Linked DNA regions of Homo sapiens: region 1 is linked to region 2. A link is an interaction called in ENCODE POLR2A ChIA-PET data of the cell type or tissue named here. Cell type or tissue: Caco-2. All regions are shown on one strand. Each heading gives the region's core, and the rest is flanking DNA. Links, peaks and the distances in the headings are about the cores only.

Evidence for each region. Peaks named below come from ENCODE experiments on the same cell type or tissue, not always from the same donor. Only the 100,000 strongest peaks of a DNase experiment are listed, where the experiment ranks them.
Region 1: POLR2A ChIA-PET joins it to region 2 with 10 read pairs; 9 of 35 experiments call an interaction of 5 or more read pairs at or near these places.

Annotation. Positions count from the first base shown.
Region 1 is chr19:10,412,673-10,423,481 of GRCh38, forward strand. It overlaps PDE4A (phosphodiesterase 4A), which reads left to right and starts at 7,866. Exons shown (of 15, transcript NM_001111307.2): 1 at 7,866-8,412. The coding sequence starts at 8,093. RefSeq lists silencers at 3,771-4,040, 7,759-8,228, 8,459-8,508 and enhancers at 4,141-4,260, 4,563-5,114, 5,115-5,665, 6,659-7,538, 8,719-8,908. In Caco-2, for the core only: CTCF peaks have their summits at 4,012 (motif pointing left), 4,213 (motif pointing right) and 8,530 (motif pointing right); DNase peaks (open chromatin) are centred at 4,149, 7,389 and 7,579; H3K4me3 peaks cover 2,781 bases; H3K27me3 peaks cover 944 bases.
Region 2 is chr19:10,541,361-10,552,608 of GRCh38, forward strand. It overlaps ATG4D (autophagy related 4D cysteine peptidase), which reads left to right and starts at 2,544. Exons shown (of 10, transcript NM_032885.6): 1 at 2,544-2,965; 2 at 3,423-3,506; 3 at 3,597-3,770; 4 at 5,479-5,755; 5 at 5,829-5,893; 6 at 7,544-7,674; 7 at 10,537-10,615; 8 at 10,685-10,761; 9 at 10,845-10,964. The coding sequence starts at 2,731. It overlaps MIR1238 (microRNA 1238), which reads left to right and starts at 10,762; the gene lies at 10,762-10,844. It also overlaps the pseudogene RNU7-140P. RefSeq lists silencers at 2,260-2,309, 2,320-2,659, 2,710-2,889 and an enhancer at 2,935-3,530. In Caco-2, for the core only: no CTCF peak of the experiment used is centred there; a DNase peak (open chromatin) is centred at 3,061; H3K4me3 peaks cover 1,006 bases.

The sequences.
Region 1 (10,809 bases), core at 2,810-10,809, 130 kb before region 2:
TGTTGGGCAGGCGCCGTGGTTCACGCCTATAATCCTAGGAATTAGAAACCAGACGGGGCAACATGGTGAAACCCCGTCTCTATAAAAATACAAAAAATTAGGTAGGCGTGGTGGCACGCACCTGTAATCCCAGCTACTCCGGAGGCTGAGGCATGAGAATCGCTTGACCTGGGAGGCGGAGGTTGCAGTAAGCTGCAATCTTGCCATTGCACTCCAGTCTGAGCAACAGGCTCTTCCCATCCCCCTGACTCTGACTCAGAAAAAAAAAAAAAAAAAATAGACCAGGAGCTGTGGCTCACGCTTGTAATCCCAGCACTTCGGGGGGCTGAGGTGGGCGGATCATGAGGTCAGGAGATCGAGACCATCCTGGCTAACACAGTGAAACCCTATCTTTACTAAAAATACAAAAAAAAAAAAAAATTAGCCGGGCATGGTGGCAGGTGCCTGTAGTCCCAGCTACTTGGGAGGCTGAGGCAGGAGAATGGCGTGAACCCAGGAGGTGGAGCTTGCAGTGAGCCAAGATCGCGCCACTGCACTCCAGCCTGGGCAACAGAGCGACACTCCATCTCAAAAAAAAAAAAAAAGACTATTTTGTCTACACTGAACAATTTGTTGTTGATTGTAGCCACCTTCATCAATAATTTTAGCTAGATTTCTTCTGGGTAACTTGCTGCAGCTTCTTTCTCTCTCTTTTTTTTTTTATTAAAACATGTTTACTTTTTAGGCCAGGCATGGTGGCCCATGCTTGTAATCCCAGCACTTTGGGAGGTCGAGGTGGGAGGTTTGCTTGAGCCCAGGAGTTCCAGACCAGCCTAGGCAACATGGTGAAACTCTATCACTACAAAAAATACAAAAATTAAGGCCAGGCATGGTGGCTCACGCCTGTAATTCTAGCACTTTGGGAGGCCAAGGCAGGTGGATCATGAGGTCAGGAATTTGAGATCAGCCTGACCAACATAGTGAAACCCCGTCTCTATTAAAAATACAAAAAATTAGCCAGGCGTGGTGGCAGGTGCCTGTAATCCCAGCTACTCAGGAGGCTGAGGCAGGAGAATCACTTGAACCCGGGAGGCAGAGGTTGCAGTGAGCCGAGATTGTGCCATTGCACTTCAGCTCGGGCGACAGTGCAAGATTCTGTCTCAAAAAAACAAACAAAACAACAAACAAACAAAAACCCAAAAAACAAAAATTAGCTGGGCATGGTGGTGTGTGCCTGTAATCCCAGCTACTCAGGAGGCTGAGATGGGAGGACTGCTTTAGCCCAGGAGGTCGAGGCTGAGGGCCACAATGAATGGGTACCATTTCTTGCTCTGTTTGCTGGAGAATACAGGTTACAATCAGAGTGGTGAGTGCTTTAATGGGGGTAGAAAAACCTGCAGTGGGGGCCCAGAACATGGACTGGGGCAGTCTGGCTGAAAAATGGAGGTGACCTTTAAGCTATCTTTTTTTTTTTTTGAGATGGAGTCTCGCTCTGTCACCCAGGTCACCCAGGCTGCAGTGCAGTAGCATGATCTCAGCTCACTGCAAGCTCTGCCTCCCGGGTTCACGCCATTCTCCTGCCTCAGCCTCCCGAGCAGCTGGGACTACAGGCGCCCGCCCCCGGGCCCGGCTAATTTTTTGTATTTTTACTAGAGGTGGGGTTTCACCGTGTTAGCCAGGATGGTCTCGATCTCCTGACCTCGTGATCCGCCTGTCTCGGCCTCCCAAAGTGCTGGGATTACAGGCGTGAGCCACCGTGCCTGGCCTAAGCTATCTTTATACATTCATCCATTTGTTCAACAAATGTCTGTTGAGGGCCCACCAGGTGCTAAAGGCTAGGTTGAAGAAATGATGTTTACATTAGTTTCCATTAATTTACATTGAACTGAAGTGCTAGCTAAGGCAATAAGGCAAGAAAAAGAAATAAGAACCAGACTGAGCATAGTGGTTCATGCCCAGCATGAACATGGGTTCATGTAATCCCAGCACTTTGGGAGGCTGAGGTGTGAGGAGCACTTTAGTCCAGGAGTTTGAGACCAGCCTGGGCAACATGGCAAGACCCCATCTCTACAAAACAACAAAAACAAAAATTAGCCAGGCATGATGGCGCGTGCCTGTAGTACCAGCTGCTACTCTGGAGGCTGAGGTGGGAGGATAGCCTGAGCCTGGGAGGTCGAGGCTGCAGTGAGCTGTGCAATGGTGCCACTGCACTCCAGCCTGGGCAACAGAGTGAGACCCTGTCTCAAATAAATAAATAAATAAATAAATATTAAAAAAAATAAAGAAATGAGAACTAGGCTGGGTGTGATGGCTCACACCTGTAATTCCAGCACTTTGAGTTTGAGCTTTAGTTTGAGCTCAGGAGTTTGAGACCAGCCTGGGTAACATAGTGAGACCCCAGTCTCTATTTAAAAAGTAGAAACAAAAGAACCAAAGTAGGGGATAAACCAGCTAGTACACAGTAGAACTGTTAGGAACATTACACTATCAGGCTCTCAATAATAACCTGACATTGAACAGGTTATTAAAAGCCTATTATGTTCCGGATTCTGTTCAGGACGCTCAGGAGATAGTAAAGAATAATACTACATTATTGTTAACATAATAATTAAACAAAGTTTTCGTGCCCTCCTGCAGCTAATATTCCAGTGTGAGGAGACACAGACAATAAATGTAATAAACAAATTACATAGTGTGGTATGAGGGGGGAAGAGCGGGAAAAGGGGGACCAGAAGTCCTAGGAGGTTGTATTATAATTTTAAGTGGGGGTGGGGTAAGAAAGAAAGAAATGCCTGAAAGGATGAGATATAAGCAAAGACCTAAAAGAGGTAAGGGACCTGCGGATTTTTTTTTTTTTTTTTTTTGAGATGGAGTCTCGATCTGTTGCCCAGGCTGGAGTGCAGTGGCCCGATCTCGGCTCACTGCAACCTCCACCTCCCAGGCTCAAGCCAGTCTCCTGCCTCACCCTCCCAAGTAGGTGGAACTACAGGCGCCTGCCACCACGCACGGCTGATTTTTGTATTTTTAGTAGAAATGGGGTTTCACCATGTTGGCCAGGCTGGTCTCGAACTCCTGACCTCAAGTGATCCACCTGCTTTGGCCTTCCATAGTGCTGGGATTACAGGCCTGAGCCACCGCATCTGGCCAACCTGCGGATATTTGGGGGAAGAGTTCCAGGTGGACAGAACTGAAAGTGCAAAGGGCCTGAGGCACCAGCATGCTTGCTGTGTCCAGAAACAGCTAGACCAGTGTGGCTGGAGCTGAGGGCAGGAAGGTGACTGGGCGTTATCTAGCAGGACTGTGTGGGCCACGCGAGGACTTTGACGTTTCCTCTGAGTGAGGTAAGAGCTATTAGGGCTCTGAGTAGAGGAAGATCATGATCTGAATCGAGTTCTAACAGGCTCCCACAGGGTCAGATGTTACCATTTATTAAATATTTACTGAGTGCCAGACACTATTCTGTTCAATATGGTTTGATCTCATTTCATTCTCACATGGACCCTGTAGGGAATATCATTCCATTTCACAGAAAAGAAACTGAGGCTCACAGAGTTTAAGACACTGACCCATGGCCGCACAGCAATAATCTTCAGCGCCTGGGTGCCAAGGTAAAGTAAGCCAGCCTCTCCCTCCCCCAAGCATTTCAGACAAGGATCGGTGGCTGCAGAGCGCACCCGTCTTCGGGAACGGCGTCTGTGTCCCTGTCTGTCTGTTTCTATTTCCACACGTCCCTGTCTGTCTCCACGCGCCTCTGCCTGTGCGTCCCCCATCTGTGCCCAAGCCGCCGTCTCTCTGCGCCCGGCCCCCGCACATCGGAGCTATTTCGGGTTTAAGGCTTAAAAGCCCAACAGCTCGGAGGAGACGCTTCCTCCGGCCCCCGGCTCGGACCACGCGCCGCACGCGGCCAGCTCTGGGAGCTCCCAGTTTTTTCTGCGGGATCCCCGAGCCGGGGAAGCCCCCGCGGGAGGAAGGGTGGGGGCTGGGGCGACCCGGGCCCGGAGGCTCTCGGCCCCCCAGTGGCCAACCCCGGCATTGACGCCGTCAGGAGCCCAGCCGTGCGTCAGCTGTCGCCCTGGCAACGGGGGCGACGTCACCACATTGGTGGTGCGTCAGTCCGCTGACGTCACGCCCCAGGAGAGGCAATAGGCAAGTGGCGGGGGCGGGTTCTAGGCCCGACCGGCAGGGGGAGCCCTGGGGCACTGATGGCAGATGCGTTTGGCTTGGTCTTGTAGGAGGCCCTGGCCCTGCCGACATGGCCACCGCAGTCCCAACGGCGCGCTAGGTTGGCGAGATGAAGAGGAGTCGCAGTGCCCTGTCCGTGGCAGGGACCGGGGACGAGGTGCGAGAGGAGGGGCTTGGGCTAGGGGCGGGGCTTCGCCCCTTGGGGGAGACTAGCGCCCTCTAGTGACCACGGCTATTTCCTGAACGTGGCTTCACTACCTCCAAGCTGTGAGGAGTTTGGTCCCCTCGTGCCTCAGTTTACCCCCTTGATTCCATTTTTTCTCCTGCTGCCCTAAGAGGCTCTCAGCCGGCCCAGGGACAGCAGGCAAAGGCTTCTCAAATGAGGAGAGGATTTTGGCGAGGAGGTGGGAGGGGGCGCTAGGGGTGGTGAGGTCTTGAGAGTCTCAGATGTGAGGGATGGGAGGGGGGCATTGACATTAAGACCAAGAGGGGCCCTCTTAGACGTGGAGGTTGGGAAGAGACCCTAAAAAGGTGATGTGTTAGAGAGGTCTCACACTTGAGACAGAATGTCTAGATGTGACAGACCCCAAGGCTGGGGCATCGAGAGGGGACCCCACAAAAATTATGGCTGAGAAGGGGCACTCTCAGACCTAAGGGATGGCAGGGCACCCTCTGTGTGAGGGGTCAGCGAGTGGCTCACACGTGAAGGGGAGCCTATACCGCCATTAACTACTCCCTTAGACAGCTAGGTAGGGGTGTTCTTGGGGAGAGGGGCTCAGAGCTTCCCAGCCAGGCCACGCCCCTATTCCACTTTGTCCCTCCCCAGAGGTCGAGGGAGACCCCCGAATCCGACCGTGCCAACATGCTGGGGGCCGACCTGCGTCGCCCTCGCCGCCGCCTCTCGTCCGGTCCTGGCCTGGGCTGGGCCCAGCCTGAGCCCTCGGACCCTGGGGTCCCTCTGCCGCCACGGCCCACCACCCTGCCGCTGCTGATCCCACCGCGGATTTCCATCACCAGGGCCGAGAACGACAGGTAGGTAGGAGAGGGAGCAGAGTGGGAGGTGGGTTGGGGAGGCACAGTGCCAACTGGGCTAGGTCCAGCCACCAGCCCTTCCCGATCTCCATGCTCCCTGCCGTTTGCAAAACTAGCTGCAACTTGTCCTGTGGCGGGCTGTGACACCCCTACCCCAAGGCACCCTTCGCAGGCTCTAGGAACCCCTTATTTCATTTTCCAGCTGCCTGAGTCAGCAAGGGGCAGGACTGAGGAAAGGGGTGTCATGTCTCCAGCCCCCAAGATGCTCCCATATTCACAGAGCTGGGGCAGGTTGATCAGGCGGCTGTGCACCGGCTTTCATGTCCCCGCCTGGGAGGATCAGGTTTCTTCTCCGCCTTGAAGGGGATGGTGGAGTCTTGGAAGGGGTCTGGACTAGTATTTTTCTTTCTCCTGGGGAGATGTGAGAAATATCTGCGAGCTCTGGGTTCACACAGCACCTCCTGCTGATTCTCATCTGGGGACCTTCCAGGTACCCAACCAGTTTCCCAGAGTACTCAACCCCCCTCTTGGCTCAAGAATGAGCTGGAAAGTCAGACAGCTGAGCTGGTCCTGGCTTCTGGCCGGCCCCTGCCCCCATGCCCTCCTCTGGTCACCGCTTTCGGCAGTTCCAATCCACCCCCACCCCCATCTACTCAATTGGAGGGTTCCAGGGTCTCTGTTTCCGTCATGGTCCAATGGTTCATTTCCAGATAGGGAGAGCAAGTGACTGTCTCTCGCCCCTGGAGCTGCTTAATTATACCTCTCCACGCCCATCCCACTAGCCTCAGGTCCAGATCAGTTTATCCCCCAGCTCAGGCCACCGCTCCTCGTTTCCTCCTTCTTCTGCAACCCCAGCTGTGTCCTGACACCCCCACCCACCTCACATTACGCACTCCCACCCGCTTCCAGATCTCTAACCAACGTTACAGCATACCCCGCCAAGAATTTGGCCCAGCCCAGGACTCTCAAATATGATCTGGGGAGAACTCACAGCCCCTGCAAATTCCCTAGAAGCCGTTTTGAGTGTGTAATGGGGGGGGTGTTCCTGAGAGAAGTGGGGAACACAGTTTTGGCCCTTGGAATACCCGGCGGCTGCTGATGGGGGGGCCGGTTTTTGCTCGGCGTTCGCCCACGCCGGGAGCCCCCTCTGGCGGGGAGAAAAGTGGCTGTGGGGGTTGAAGACCGGCAGTCTTTTTTTTTTTTTTTTTTTTTTTTCAAATAAGGAGAAGGGCGCGGGGGGAGGGCGGTGGCAAACGGCATCGCGTGCCCTGGGGAGCCCGTGACAGGGGGCGCACGGGGGCAGGGGTCTGGTCCCCGGGTCCCGCAGCAGAGCAGTTTCGCGTTCGAGCTCTTATCGGCGTGGGGGGGGGGGGCGGTGGGACACGCGGGCGCGTGCACTCCCCCCGCCCAGCAGCCATCCTTGGGGGGGTTGAGGGGGATGGGGGCGCACTCGGATCCCGCTCGCTCTCTGCTTGCTCGCTCGGCGCGGCGCTGGGGGAGGCGGGAGCGTGAGTCACGGCGACTCCCGATTTAGGTGCCGGAAGGGGGGCTCTGCTGGCGGGGGCCGCAGGGAGGAGGCTCGCCTGTTTACTCGCCTGAAAAGGGCACGGGGGTGCGCTCCGCGGCTACCTGGGACCTTCCTCAGTTTACCTCTGGCAGAAGCGCTTTAGAAGAGGCAGCGATGTATAGAGCGGTGGGCCGGCAGCTGCGGTATCCGCCACAGGGTGTCTTCCTGGAGCCACAAGGGAACCAATGGGACACACCCCAGAAACACCCCAGAGGCCCCAGGCCGACCACACACATACACTCACGCACACGCACACACTAACATACATAGACGTCCTCCGACACTACAGTCAGACGACAGAGGCCGAATCGCGTGCACAACTCCGCAAGCACACACCGACCACAAACGCATCCAAGCGCTTGAGAACACATTCACAGTCCCCAGGCCACCTGAAAAAAGACCACGTAGGGATGCACATCCTCCAAATAGGTAGCACATGTGCGCACACATCCTTCACCCACAGACACACACAGTTATACACACAGCCAAATCCAGAGAAACGGGCAGACAACAGCAGCCAACCACGTGCGCACACACACTTCCAGCCGACACTGAAAACACAGACAACCCTCGGAAGAGGCCACGTGCGCGCACATCCCGCCCCGGGCCCGCACCATCACTATCCTCCGACGCACAGACAGGAGATCCCACACACTCTGCCGCCGCCCGCTGCAGGTACCGCGCCGGTGGCACTAGGACCACTCCTCAAAAACTGCCCCCCGCCAGGGGTAGCGGCGAGGACACGCCAACACCGGACTCCGCCCTCGCCATGATGGACCGACTGACTGACACTCTGGCAACCAGTCCGGTGTCTGCTTCCAGATCGGATTAACCGTTTAACTCCTTCGTGCCTGTGCGCGCCGCGGCCAAGCAGGGTGCTTTGAAGACAGACGAGTTCCAGCGCCCCCTCCCAGCCCGGAGCGGGGATCTGCGTGGGCGGGAAGGGCCCCCCTCCTTAGGTAGCTGCCCCCCGCTGGCCCGGACGGAGGAGGAGGGGGGCGGCGCTGACAGCCGCGGCGGGCGGGGGGCGGGGAGGGGCGGGACGGGGCGGAGGAGCCGGGGCTGGCGCCGAGCGGGCCGCGGAACGCGGAGCGCGGAGCGCGGAGAGCGCCGCCGGGCACTGAGCAGAGCTCCAGGCGCCGAAAGGAAGCTGCAGAGCCCGGCCCGGGGGCGATTGGCCCGCAGCGCCCCCGGGTCTGTCCCCGGGGCGCCATGGCCCTACCGCGGCCGGGCGCACCCGCGGGGCCCTGGGCTCGCTGGCTTGCGCGCAGCTGAGCGGGGTGTAGGTTGGAAGGGCCAGGGCCCCCTGGGGCGCAAGTGGGGGCCGGCGCCATGGAACCCCCGACCGTCCCCTCGGAAAGGAGCCTGTCTCTGTCACTGCCCGGGCCCCGGGAGGGCCAGGCCACCCTGAAGCCTCCCCCGCAGCACCTGTGGCGGCAGCCTCGGACCCCCATCCGTATCCAGCAGCGCGGCTACTCCGACAGCGCGGAGCGCGCCGAGCGGGAGCGGCAGCCGCACCGGCCCATAGAGCGCGCCGATGCCATGGACACCAGCGACCGGCCCGGCCTGCGCACGACCCGCATGTCCTGGCCCTCGTCCTTCCATGGCACTGGCACCGGCAGCGGCGGCGCGGGCGGAGGCAGCAGCAGGCGGTAAGACTCCCCGCGGCGGATGCGCGCGGAACGGATGGGCGCGCAGGGAGGAGGCAACTCGAGCTGCCGGCCGCAGGGGGCGCTAGGATGCGGGTGGGGTCGGTTTGGCTGGCGGGGGCGGAGGGAATTCGGCTGCGGGGGCGTCTGGGACCTGGCCCCTGGTTGTGCGCTCTACGGGAGGCTTCCTGCTGAAGCCCATCCTGGGGTCCATTTAGGGGGCGCCACGCTGCGCGTGGTGTTAACGAGGTCTGGGTTGGGGAAGGGGGCTGCACACTTAGGGGTCTGTATTCTTGGTGACAGTGCAGAACAGCTGCTAAGCTGGGAACCACTTGGAGGGACCTTCCTGGGGGCACTATACTGAGGGCTAGATTCGCAGTGTTTGGGGTACTCTTGGAGCACTCCATAAGGGGGTGCCTGCTAGGACCAGGATCTTTACTTCAGGGTGGGGTGCTCTCAGGGTCCTTCTAGGGGATGGAGGACTCTATTGCGGGGATGTTAGTGGACTCCTCCTGCAGCAGCTGGGGTCAGAAATCCAGAGGGTGCCTCTTGGGGGAGCACTGTTTTGGGAGCCTTGCGTTAGATTGGAGTTCCCCTCTCAGGGCAAGAGTGTTAGCGTTAAGTAGCTGTTCAGAGGCAGGAAACAGTGGAGGGGGGGCGCAGTCCCAGCACAGAGGGAAGGAGTCCCTGACTGCAGAGGTGACAGCATAGTGAGGGTGCATGTGTGTTGAGCTTGGTCTCCTCTGAGGGTATTCTCCGATTGACCTCCGTTTGCTCCAGCTGTCCGGGTATGACCAGCTGTGGCTACCTCAGTTGTGTGCTCTGTGTGAGCTTCTGGGGTCTTGTGATGGTGACACGATGACTCTGTGTCCTCCAGGGACAGTGTAATTGTGACAGTGTGACTGTGTATTTCCAGGGTAGTGTGACTGTGTGTTTCTGGGACAGGGTTTGCGACAGTGACTGTGTGTGCTCCAAGAATGCTGTGACTGTCACAGGGTGACTGTGGCCTCATGGGATGCAGTGATTGGGATAGAGTGACTGTTTCTGCTCCTAGGACAGTGATTGTGCAATGGTGTTGGTGGTCTAGGGACAATGTGATTGTGACAGTGTCATTTCTGGCATGCAGTGATTGTGGCACTGGGGTGTTTACACTTGGGGAACAATGTGATTGAGTTCGTGGAACAGTCTGTGCTCCTTGGACACTGTGATTGAAACACAGTGGCTGTGTGTTAGTCTTCACCAGGTGCTCACGTCTGAGCGTCGGTGCTCTGACATGTGGTCTGTGTTCCCTCTGCCTGGTGTATCCTAAGAACTGGTGTCCTCTAACCACCTGGTGTTCTTAGTTATTGTTCCTCCTCTGATGGTGCTCCAGGGTCTGATTGCTTGTGCTCCAGCGATGTGTGCAACTGACAGCTTTGCCCGTGTGCTCTACCTGGATGCCCCACTGCTGGGGATATCACCAAGACGGTCAGATTTGGGCTCCTTATCCCTGGAGCTCCTGAGTGAGGCCTCTCTAAGATGTAGCCCTACTCTTCCTAAGTCTCTTTGGGGGTCTTCAGCAGTCATTGCAGCCCTCCAGGCCACCCCCACCTCTGTTCTGATCACCCCCCAGCCCCAGTCCCCCTGCACCCTTCTACCCACCAGGAAGCAAGTGTCACGGGCCCAGCATACATGGGCTGACATTTCCCAAAGGGAACTGGAGAGAGGCTGAAGGAAGAGAAAGTTGGAATCAACAGAAAATGCTAAAACTGGGGCAGGGGGCCAAACTGGCACAGGTCACTGTCCTAAGACACCAAGGGGTGGGTGAAGTGAAGTAGGTTCCAGGCCCCATTTCTTTGCAAGGCTCCAGGGACTCCTCCTAGCCTGGTCTCTGGGGCACTGAGTCTTAGGGGACAGTGGCTGAGTGGTAATAATCATCATTATTTTGGTGGGTATCCATCTCGCAATGGCTCACCCTCCGGCTCCATGCCAGGGACTTTTCCATATGCATCCTCATCCCCAGTGCCCTGGGTATTCCAGCAGGGTATTCCTGCTGGCATATGGAGAAACTGGAGCCCAGAGACAAAACCCTTTCTCTTTTTTTTTTTTTTTTTTTTTTGACAGAGTCTCCTCTGTCACCCAGGCTGGAGTGCAGTGGCGTGATCTCAGCTCACTGCAACCTCTGCCTTCCGGATTCAAGTGATTCTCCTGCCTCAGCCTCCGGAGTAGCTGGGATTACAGGCGCCCACCACCACACCTGACTAATTTTTGAATTTTTAGTAGAGATGGGGTTTCACCATGTTGGCCAGGCTGGTCTCGAACTCCTGACCTCAGGTGATCTGCCCACCCCTTAGCCTCCCAAAGTGCTGGGATTACAGGCATGAGCCACTGCACCCAGCTAAACCTTTTCTCTTTCTCACC
Region 2 (11,248 bases), core at 2,701-10,700:
CCAGCCTGGGCTACAGAGCAAGACTCTGTCTCAAAAAAATAAAATAAAATAAATCAATAAATTAATAAATTAATGAAAGAGAAAGGGGTCAATTGTGATTGAAGGCGACTGGGAGGAGAGGGGAAAAAAGGAAAGTCAGGGAGGTGACTGCCCCTTTTGTGCCTTCTCCTTCTTGGATCACACCCTCATTCAAATCTTTCTTACCTCCTTCAGAGAGCTGAGGACAGAGCCCCGGGGCTGGCCACTAGAGGCCACCCTCTCCATGGCTCACAGGGTCACTGCATTGTCATCATGCAGTTGGCTCTCACTGAGCCCCAACTGTTCCTCAAATACCACTCTAAGCACTTTACATTGGTAAGTTCAGCTCATTCCCATACATCTTTATGAGTTAGACACATTTAAAACTTTTTCCTGGCTGGGTGCAATCGCTCATGCCTGTAATCCCAGCACTTTGGGAGGCCGAGGCTGGCGGATCACCTCAGTCAGGAGTTCGAGACCAGCCTGGCCAACGTGGTGGAATCCTATCTCTACTAAAAATACAAAAATTAGCTGGGCGTGGTGGTGTGCGCCCGTAATCCCAGCTACTCAGGAGGCTGAGGCAGCAGAATTGCTTGAACCTGAGAGGTGGTGGTTGCAGTGAGCCAAGATCGCACTAGTGCACTCCAGCCTGGGCAACAAGAGCGAAACTCCATCTCAAAATAAATACATAAATAAATGAAAATAAAATAAAAAATAAAAATTGTCCCTGGCCAGGTGCAGTGGCTCATGTCTGTCATCCTAGAACTTTGGGAGGCTGAGGCTAATCGTTTCAGCCCAGGAGTTCAAGACTAGCCTGAGCAACACTGGGAGACTCTATCTCTACAGAAAAATTTTTAAAAATTAGCCAGGGGTGGCCAGGCACGGTGGCCCACGCCTGTAATCCCAGCACTTTGGGAGGCCGAGGTGGGCGGATCACGAGGTCAGGAGATCGAGACCATCCTGGCTAACACGATGAAACCTCGTCTCTACTAAAAATACAAAAAATCAGCCAGGCGTGGTGGCGGGCGCCTGTAGTCCCAGCTACTCGGGAGGCTGAGGCAAGAGAATGGTGTGAACCTGGGAGACAGAGCTTGCAGTGAGTCGAGATCGCGCCATTGCACTCCAACCTGGGCAACAGAACGAGACTCCGTCTCAAAAAAAAAAAAAAAAATTAGCCAGGGGTGGTGGCATGTGCCTATAGTCCTAGCTACTCAGGTGGCTGAGGCAGGAGACTTGCTTAAGCCTCGGCAGTTGAGACTGCAGTGAGCCATGATCAGGCCACTGCACTGTAGTCTGGATGACAGAGCAAGACCCTGTCTCAACAACAACAACCAAAATCTGTTTGGGCCTCGCAAGGTTAGAGAAAAAAAATTAAAAAATAAAATAAAATAAAATATTTTCCTGTAGTCTCAGCTACTTGGGAGGCTGAGGCAGGAGGATCACTTGAGCTAAGGAGTTTCAGGCCAGCCTGGGCAACATAGAGAGAACTTGTCTCTATAAAAAGTTAACTGATTACTTTTTAAAACAAAGAGGTTTTTTTTCAGCCTTATTGAGGTATAATAGACATATACAAAACCATGCAAATTTTAAGCGTACAATCTGATGAGTTTTCACACCTGTGAAGCCACTATTACAGTTAAGATACTGAATTTATCCACAGCTCCAAAAAATGTCTTCCTGCCTGAGGTGGTGGCTCACGCCTGTAATCCCAGCATTTGGGAGGCTGAGGCGGGAGGATCTCATGAAGCCAGGAGTTTGAGACCAGCCTAGACAACATAGCGAGACCCCTTATCTACAAATAAAATTTAAAAAATTAACCAGGCATGGTGGCTCCTGTCTGCGGTCTCAGCTACTCTGGAGGCTGAGGTTGGAGGATCAGAGTTGGAGGCTGCAGTGAGCTATGAAAGCGCCACTGCACTCCAGTCTGGACAACAGAGCCAGATGCTGTCTCGACAAAACAAACACTGAAAAAAACTTTCCTGGAGCACTTCATTCATCCCTCCCTCCCGCGCCTGCCTACCCCTGGATTTTTTTTCCCTGAGCATAATTCTCATGAAGATTCGTCTATGTTGTTGCGTGTATTCCAGCCCTATTTTGCACATGAGGAAACTGAGGCACAGAGAGGCGTGGCTTGCCCCGGAGGTCACACTAGTCGATTTGGTCCCAGGCCAGGGCGGGTTCTGGGTCGGCAGCCCGCGCAGGTGCACTCGGGAGGCGGGGCGGGCGCTGCAGGTGCGCAGTCAGTCTCACCTGGGCGCCTGCCAGGAGGTCAGTCCTGGGCCCTGGGGGGCAGGACTAGGGGCGGGGCCAGGGGCAGGGGTTCCCCAGCTCTGCTGCCTCCGATAAGGGCCTGAAGGGGCTGTCGCGCTCCTGGCGGTGTGATAAGGAGGGCGGGGGGAGGCCGCGGGAAGGCGTCGGGGTTTGAGGTCCCCGCCTGGCGACCCGGGATCGGGGCAGGAAAGGCGGCTGGGCGGGGAGAGGGCGGGGCGGGGCGTCTGGCTTGGCCACGCCCACCGTCATCCGGGGTCCTGGCCCGCTAAGATGGCGATGGCTGCGGTAGCAGCGGCGGCGGCTGTTGCCTGGCCCGGTACCCTGGGGACGGGGGCCGAGTAGCGCCTTCCCCGGGCCCCGTGAACCGGCTGCGGGTCGCCCTTGGGGGGCAGCGGCCGCAGCCCCCCACCTGGGCCCTCGGTCCGCCCTCCCGGCGCGTCCATGAACTCAGTGTCGCCGGCCGCCGCGCAGTACCGGAGCAGCAGCCCGGAGGACGCGCGCCGCCGGCCCGAGGCCCGCAGGCCGCGGGGTCCCAGAGGCCCAGACCCCAACGGCCTGGGGCCTTCCGGAGCCAGCGGCCCCGCTCTTGGCTCTCCCGGGGCTGGCCCGAGTGAGCCGGACGAAGTGGACAAGTTCAAGGCCAAGTTCCTGACAGCCTGGAACAACGTCAAGTACGGTGAGGAGGGGGCCCGGAGATCGTGGGGGTGTCGGGGGCCGTTGAGGAAAACCAGACCCCGGTCCTGCCAGTTATCCCACCCTTGTTCCCGTCCTGAGTCACCTGTGGGTCCCCTCCCTGCCCGGCCCAGGGTGGACCTGTGGCAGGTCCAATAGTGTTTTCAAGCCCCGCCCATTCCCCTGTGTGACCTTGGGCAAGATCCTTTGCTTCCTGGCGCCTCCGTTTTTGCCCCTCTCTGTAAAATGGGTACAATAATCAGAACTACCTTCCTTCATCCTGAATTGATGGTGGACACTCCTGTAGCTGTCACTGGGGGCCCCACCTCCGACGGAATCCCCGGAGCCACCCCGGAGATAGGAACTAGGATCGTGCCCATTTCACAGATGGGGGAATGGAAGCGCTGTTGCTGTCATGCAAGTGCTTCATCTCGCTGGGCGCTGCCCCTACGTCTCCCCAGGTTGGGTGGTTAAAAGCCGGACCAGCTTTAGCAAGATCTCCAGCATCCACCTCTGTGGCCGCCGCTACCGTTTCGAGGGCGAGGGTGAGCTGGTGGTTGGGACCAGGGCTGGGGGAGGCCTCTCCACGCCCGCCGGAGTGTCCCTGGTGGCAGCTGACAGACCCGCTCTTGTAGGTGACATACAGCGTTTCCAGCGGGACTTTGTGTCCCGCCTGTGGCTCACATACCGCCGGGACTTCCCGCCCCTTCCTGGGGGCTGCCTGACCTCGGACTGTGGCTGGGGGTGCATGTTACGCAGCGGCCAGATGATGCTGGCACAGGGCCTTCTGCTGCATTTCCTGCCCAGAGGTGAGCCATAGGGGGGAAGGGGTGCACTAGGAGTACAGGGTCAACTGCCATATCAGCAGTATTAGAATTACTTACCAACTAAGAGTTCAAAGTCACGTTAGAATTGTGTGTCAAGTAAGTTTTGGAGAGATGAGAGTTGTTTATAAGAGTTTCAGCCGGGGTTGGAAACGGTGGCTCATGCCTGTAATCCTAGCACTTTGGGAGGCTGAGGCGGATGGATCCCTTGCGGTCAGGAGTTCAAGACCAGCCTGGCCAATATGATGAAACCCCATCTCTACTAAAAATACAAAAATTAGCCGGTTGTGGTGGCACACGCCTGTAATCCCAGCTACTCCCGAGGCTGAGGTGGGAGAATCTCTTGAACCCAGGAGGCGGAGGTTACAGCAAGCCAAGATCGCACCACTGCACTCCAGCCTGGGCAACAGAGGGAGACTCTGTGTCAAAAATAAAAATAAAAAAAAGTTTCACCAGGCACGGTGGCTCATGCCTGTAATCCCAGCACTTTGGGAGGCTGAGGCTGGTGGATCATGAGGTCAGGAGTTCAAGACCAGCCTGGCCAAGATGGTGAAACCCCATCTCTACTAAAAATACAAAAATTAGCTGGGTGTGGTGGCAGGCACCTGTAATTTGGCAAGGTAAAGCAGAGAATTGCTTGAACCGGGGAGGCGGAGGTTGCAGTGAGCCGAGATCCGTGCCACTGCACTCCAGCCTGGGTGGCAGAGCGAGACTCAGTCTCAAAAAAAAAAAAAGAGTTTTGGCTGGGCACTGTGCTGCATGCTTGTAATCCCAGCTACCTGGGAGGCTGAGGTGGGAAGATTGCTCGTGCCCAGGTGTTCAAGTCTGCAGTGAACTATGATCCTGCCACTGCACTCCAACCCGAGTGACAGAATGAGACTCCAACAATAACAGGTCGAGTGTGGTGGCTCATGCCTGTAATCCCAGCACATTAGGAGGCTGAGGCAGGAGGATCGCTTGAGCATAGGCATTCGACACCAGCCTAGGCCACATGACAAGGCTCCTGTCTCTACAAAAAAATTTTAAAAATTAGCTGAGTGTGGTGGCATGTGCCTGTGATCCCAACTACTCAGGAGGCTGAGGCGGGAGAATCTGTTGAGCTCAGGATTTAGAGGCTGTAGTGAGACGTGATTGTGCCACTGCACTCCAGTCTGGATGACAGTGAGATCCTGTCTTTATTTATTTATTTTATTTATTATTATTATTATTTTTTTTTTTGAGACTGAGTCTTCCTCTATCATCCTGGCTGAAGTGCAGTGGAGAGATCTTGGCTCACTGCAACCTCTGCCTCCCAGGTTCAAGCGATTCTCCTGCCTCAGCCTCCTGAGTAGCTGGGATTACAGGTGCCCGCCACCACGCTTGTCTACTTTTTGTATATTTTTTTTTTTATCAGAGAAGGGGTTTCACCATGTTGGCCAGGCTGGTCTCGAACTCCAGGCCTCAAGTGATCCACCTGCCTTGGTCTCCCAAAGTGCTGAGATTACAGGCATGAGCCACCGCGTCTGGCTGAGATCCTGTCTTTAAGTAACAAAAAATAAATAAATAAATAAGGATAAGTATATGTTTCAGGAATATGTAAATTCTGTTGAATTACGGGGTTCAGGAGCATTCGCATTGTGTGCGGTGCATGTGTAGATGGGACCTCTGCCCCCCACACACTAGCACTGTTTGACTATGTGCTCCATTCCACCAGACTGGACATGGGCCGAGGGCATGGGCCTGGGCCCCCCTGAGCTGTCAGGGTCAGCCTCTCCCAGCCGGTACCATGGGCCTGCCCGCTGGATGCCCCCACGCTGGGCCCAGGGTGCCCCTGAGCTGGAGCAGGAACGCCGGCACCGGCAGATTGTGTCCTGGTTCGCCGACCACCCCCGGGCCCCCTTTGGCCTACACCGGCTGGTGGAGCTTGGGCAGAGCTCAGGCAAGAAGGCAGGTGACTGGTATGGGCCATCGCTAGTGGCACACATCCTCAGGTGAGGGCTGCTGCAGGGATCACGGGAGTTGCTGGGTACCCGCAGGCACTCAGGCCTTCCCTCCTGCCCCCAGGAAAGCCGTGGAGAGCTGCTCCGACGTCACCCGCCTGGTGGTGTACGTTTCTCAGGACTGCACAGGTAAGGGGCTGGGAGCCAAGATCACAGGGGCCCCACCCTGAGCCAGACTCTGCCTTACCCGATTCTTAGAGTGCATCTTCCTCAGAGGCTGGAACAAGTTGTGGGGCAGAGGGACACTGGGGAAGGATGCAAGGCCTGTGCAGTGGGAGATAGTCCCTCTTCTCCGTCTCTCCCTCTGGAACAAGAAACTTCAGGGGCTTCTCCTTGAGTGATAGAATAGAGACATAAGGCCAGGTGTGGTGGCACATACTGTAGTCTCAGCTACTTGGGAGGCTGAGGTGGGAGGATTGCTTGAACCCAGGAGTTCGAGGTTACAGTGAGCTGTCATTATGCCATTGCACTCCAGCCTGGGCGACAGAGTAGGATCCTGTCGAAAAAAAAAAAAAAAAAAAAAAGAGGCCAGGCGCAGTGGCTCACGCCTGTAATCCCAGCACTTTGGGAGGCCAAGGTGGGTGGATCACCTGAGGTCAGGTCACTCTGTCACCCAGGCTTCAGTGCAGAGGCACGATCTCGGCTCACTGCAACCTCTGCCTCCTGGGTTCAAGCGATTCTCCTGCCTCAGCCTCTCAAATAGCTGGGATTACAGGCACGCACCACCATACCAGGCTAATTTTTCTATTTTTAGTAGAGATGGGGTTTCACCATGTTGACAAGGCCGGTCTTGAACTCCTGACCTCAGGTGATTCGCCCACTTTGGCCTCCCAAAGTGCTGGGATTACAAGCTTGAGCCACTGTGCCCAGCCCCTGTAATTTTTTTTTTTTTTTTTTTTTTTTTTTTTTTTTTTTTTTTTTTTTGAGACAGAGTCTCACTCTGTCACCCAGGCTGGAGTGCAGTGGCACAGTCTTGGCTCACTGCAACCTCCGCCTCCTGAGTTCGAGTGATTCTCCTGCCTCAGCCTCCCAATAGCTGGGACTACAGGCGCGTGCCATCACGCCCAGCTAATTTTTTTTGTATTTTTAGTAGAGTTGGGGTTTCACTGTCTTTGCCAGTATGGTCTCTCGATCTCCTGACCTCATGATCCCCCCTCCTCGGCCTCCCAAAGTGCTGGGATTACAAGCTGGAGCCACCGTGCCCGGCTACCTCTGTAAATTTTTTATGCAAAATTGTAGGTGTTTGGGAAAAGATTCGATTTTCAGAGAACCTTATCTCCAAAATGGGTCTAATCTACTTCTCTAGGAGCACAAAATGGGCTTACGTAGCTGCAAGGCAGGGGGCAGGAGAATGGGCCCAAGTAAATGGGACTGGAGGAGGAGGGACATACCAGGATATTTGGTTTAGGGGCTGAGTGCCCAGTGCTCCAGCTTCTGTATTGGCAAACCGAGGCATGGAGTCACTGAGGACCTGTCAGGCATGGGGCTGGGGAGGAGCTTGAGAGAACAGTCTCTACCTCTCCCTTCTGTATATACTTTTGGTCTACATCCCAGGGCCTCAGTTGCCCACTCTGTAAAATGGGGATGTCCACACCTGCCTGGAGGTCCTGGGATTTTCTGGGGGTGTTTGGGGGGCACTAGAATGATGATTTTGGTTAGTGATGACAGTGTTGCCCTCTGAGAAATTGCACGGTTGAGGTTGAGCCCCTGGGGTTAGAGGGCTACGCTGGGGCTTGAAGGGTGGCAAGAAGGTGACCTGCTGCTGTCCCGTCCCTCCAGTGTACAAGGCGGATGTGGCACGCCTGGTGGCCAGGCCAGACCCCACAGCCGAGTGGAAGTCTGTGGTCATCCTGGTGCCCGTGCGACTGGGTGGCGAGACTCTCAACCCCGTGTATGTGCCCTGCGTGAAGGTAGGTTCAGCTGAATTCTAGGACACCTCCACCTGGGAGCCCTCCAGACTTGTTTAGTTTGTGTTAGGGCTGCTGTTTGTGCAGCCCTCATCACTTTTTTTTTTTTGAGATGGAGTTTCGCTCTTGTTGCCCAGGCTGGAGGTCAATAACGTGATCTCGGCTCGCTGCAACCTCCGCCTCCTGGGTTCAAGCGATTTTCTTGCCTCAGCCTCCCAAGTAGTTAGGATTACAGGCATGCGCCACCACGACCACCTAATTTTGTACTTTTAGTAGAGACAGGGTTTCACCATTTTGGTCAGGCTGATCTTGAACTCCTAACCTCAGGTCATCTGCCCACCTCGGCCTCCCAAAGTGCTGGGATAACAGGCGTGAGCCACCACACGGGCCATCCCTTTTTTTTTGAGACAGAGTCTTGCTCTTTTGCCCAGGCTGGAGTGCAGTGGCACAGTCTTGGCTCATTGCAACCTCCGCCTCCCGAGTTCAAGCAATTCTCCTGCCTCAGTCTCCCAGGTAGCTGGGACTACAGGCGTGTGCCACCACGCCCGGCTAACTTTTGTATTTTTAGTAGAGACGGGGTTTCGCCATGTTGGCCAGGCTGGTTCTCAAACTCCTGACCTCAGGTGATCCACCCACCTCAGCCTCCCAAAGTGCTGGGATTACAGGTGTGAGCCACCACGCCCGGCCCATCCCTTCTTTTTTTATACTATGCAGCACCTGCTATGTGTGCTCCCCACTGTCCCGACTGCTGGGGATTCAGAGGGGAACAGAATAGGCAGGAGTTCTGAGTGTGCCTGCTGGGAGCAGACGTTCTGATGGGAGGATGCTCAGCAGTGGCTATGTAACCAAAGTAGCATCACTGTTTGGAATGAAGCCAGGCACAGTGGCTCAGGCCTATAATCCCAGCACTTTGGGAGGCCGAGGCAGGAGGATCATTTGAGACCAGTCTGGGCAACATAGTGAGACCCCCATCTCTACACAATTTTTTTTGAAAATATTCGAGTCTCACTCTCTTGCCCACGCTGGAGTGCAGTGACACCGTCTTGGCTCACTGCAACCTCCGCTTCCCAGGTTCAAGCAAATTTCCTGCCTCAGCCACCCAAGTAGCTGGGATTACAGGTGTATGCCACCACGCCCGGCTAATTTTTGTATTTTTAGCAGAGATGGGGTTTTCCCATGTTGGCCAGGCTGGTCTTGAACTCCCGACCTCAGGTGATCCACCCACCTCGGTCTCCCAAAGCGTTGGGATTACAGGCATGAGCCACTGCACCCAGCCTCTACACAACTTTAAAAAAACAGTAACCCAATGAAGGGCAGATGAGGGTAGCAGCAGAGCCTAGAAAAGCGCCTCTGCAGCCACCAGGCAAATGAGGAGCCAGAGGAGAAGTGCTCCAGGCAAAAGGAACAGCAAGACAGAGACCCTGAGGCTGGAAAGTCCCCTATGTATTTGCATCCGAATAAAAGCCAGTTTTCCCAGTGACCCACAGAGCCCGGCACTATTTGTCCACACCACCTTCTTGATGTCGGGATATCCCCCACCTTGACCTCATATCCTCCTCCCACACTCTGCTGCAGCCACAGGGGCCTCCTCACCTATTTCAGACACTCCCACCTCAGGGCCTTTGCGCTTGCTGCCCCTGCTGCTTGGAGCACTCTTTCAGCAGTGATGCATGTGGCTTTTTTTTTTTTTTTTTTTTTGAGACGGAGTCTTGCTCTGTCACTCAGGCTGGAGTGCAGTGGCATGATCTCAGCTCACTGCAAGCTCCACCTCCTGGGTTCATGCCATTCTCCTGCCTCAGCCTCCCGAGTAGCTGGGACTACAGGCGTCCGCCACCACTCCTGGCTAATTTTTGTATTTTTAATGGAGATGGGGTTTCATTGTGTTAATCAGGATGGTCTCGATCTCCTGACCTCGTGATCCTCCCGCTTCGGCCTCCCAAAGTACTGAGATTATGGACATGAGCCACTGCTTGGCTCCTGTTTTAAAATATTTTTTGCGTGGGGGGTTTTCCAGTGAGAACCAGAAAACCTGAGACAAATTCTAAAAGAGCTGTAATGTTTGACCTCTTTACTTAAAATCACAAGGCTCCCTTCCCTCTTTTATTCTTTTCCATATAGTTATCACCTCTAACACATGAGATAAATCATGTAATTGGCTGGGCGTGGTGGCCCACGCCTGTAATCCCAGCACTTTGGGAGGCAGGTGGATCACCTGAGGTCAGGAGTCCAAGACCAGTCTGGCCAACATGGTGAAACCTCGTCTCTACTAAAAATACAAAAATTAGCTGGGCGTGGTGGCGGGCGCCTGTAATCCCAGCTGCTCGGGAGGCTGAGGCAGGAGAACTGCTTGAACCCAGGAGATGGAGGTTTCGGTGAGCCAAGATCGTGCTACTGCACTCCAGCCTGTAATCCCAGCACTTTAGGAGGCCGAGACGGGCAGATCACCTGAGGTTAGGAGGAGTTCCAGACCAGCCTGGCTAACATGGTGAAACCCCATTTTTACTAAAAATACAAAAAATTAACCCGGGTGTGGTGGCGGGTGCCTGTAATCCCAGCTACTTGAGAAGCTGAGGCAGGAGAATCGCTTGAACTTAGGAGGCGGAGGTTGCGGTGAGCCAATTGGGCCACTGCACTCCAGGCTGGGTGACAGAGTGAGACTCCGTCTCAAAAAAAAAAAAAAAAAAAAAATTCATGTAATCATCTTCCTTGTTAGTCTCTCACACTAGGATGTCAGCTCCTGAGGGCAAGGGTTTTGTGGTCTTGATCACTGCTGCCCTCCAGAGGCTGGGTTCTCACAGAGGAGGTGTTTGCCAAGCGTTTGTTGAGTGGCTGCCTGACAGCACCTGCCTACCCTCCTCCCTGCAGGAACTCCTGCGTTGCGAGCTGTGCCTGGGCATCATGGGTGGGAAACCGCGACACTCACTGTACTTCATTGGCTACCAAGGTAGGCCCACCCCCTCCTCACTCCTCCCACCCCCCACCGCACCCCCACTCACACCTGCACCCCCTGCAGATGACTTCCTGCTGTACCTGGACCCTCACTACTGCCAGCCCACTGTGGATGTCAGCCAGGCCGACTTCCCCCTGGAGGTGAGTGGGAGCCCCAGTGTGTGGTTGGGGCCATGGCGGGTGGGCAGCCCAGCCTCTGAGCCTTCCTCGTCTGTCTGCCCCAGTCCTTCCACTGCACCTCGCCCCGCAAGATGGCCTTTGCCAAGATGGACCCAAGCTGTACCGTGGGCTTCTATGCTGGAGACAGGAAGGAGTTTGAGACACTCTGCTCAGAGCTGACCAGGGTGAGCAAGAGGAAAGCTGGAGTGGGGTGAGGGGGGCGGTTGGGCAGGGCTGGGGGTGAAAGAGGAACAGAGGCCTCGAGTCCAGCAGAGCTGGGGTGCTGCTTCCAGGCTAGGGGTCCTAACCTGGGAAATGTGAAGAATGTCCACCCCTGAAAAGGTGGGAACGCCAAAGCCCACTGTTAAGGCATCATCCCTTGGAGGCAGCTGTATCCAGGGGCTCAAGTGGTGGGAACCCTCCCTGTCTCTTGGCCCTGCTGTCCGACCAGGACTCTACCCTTATGGGG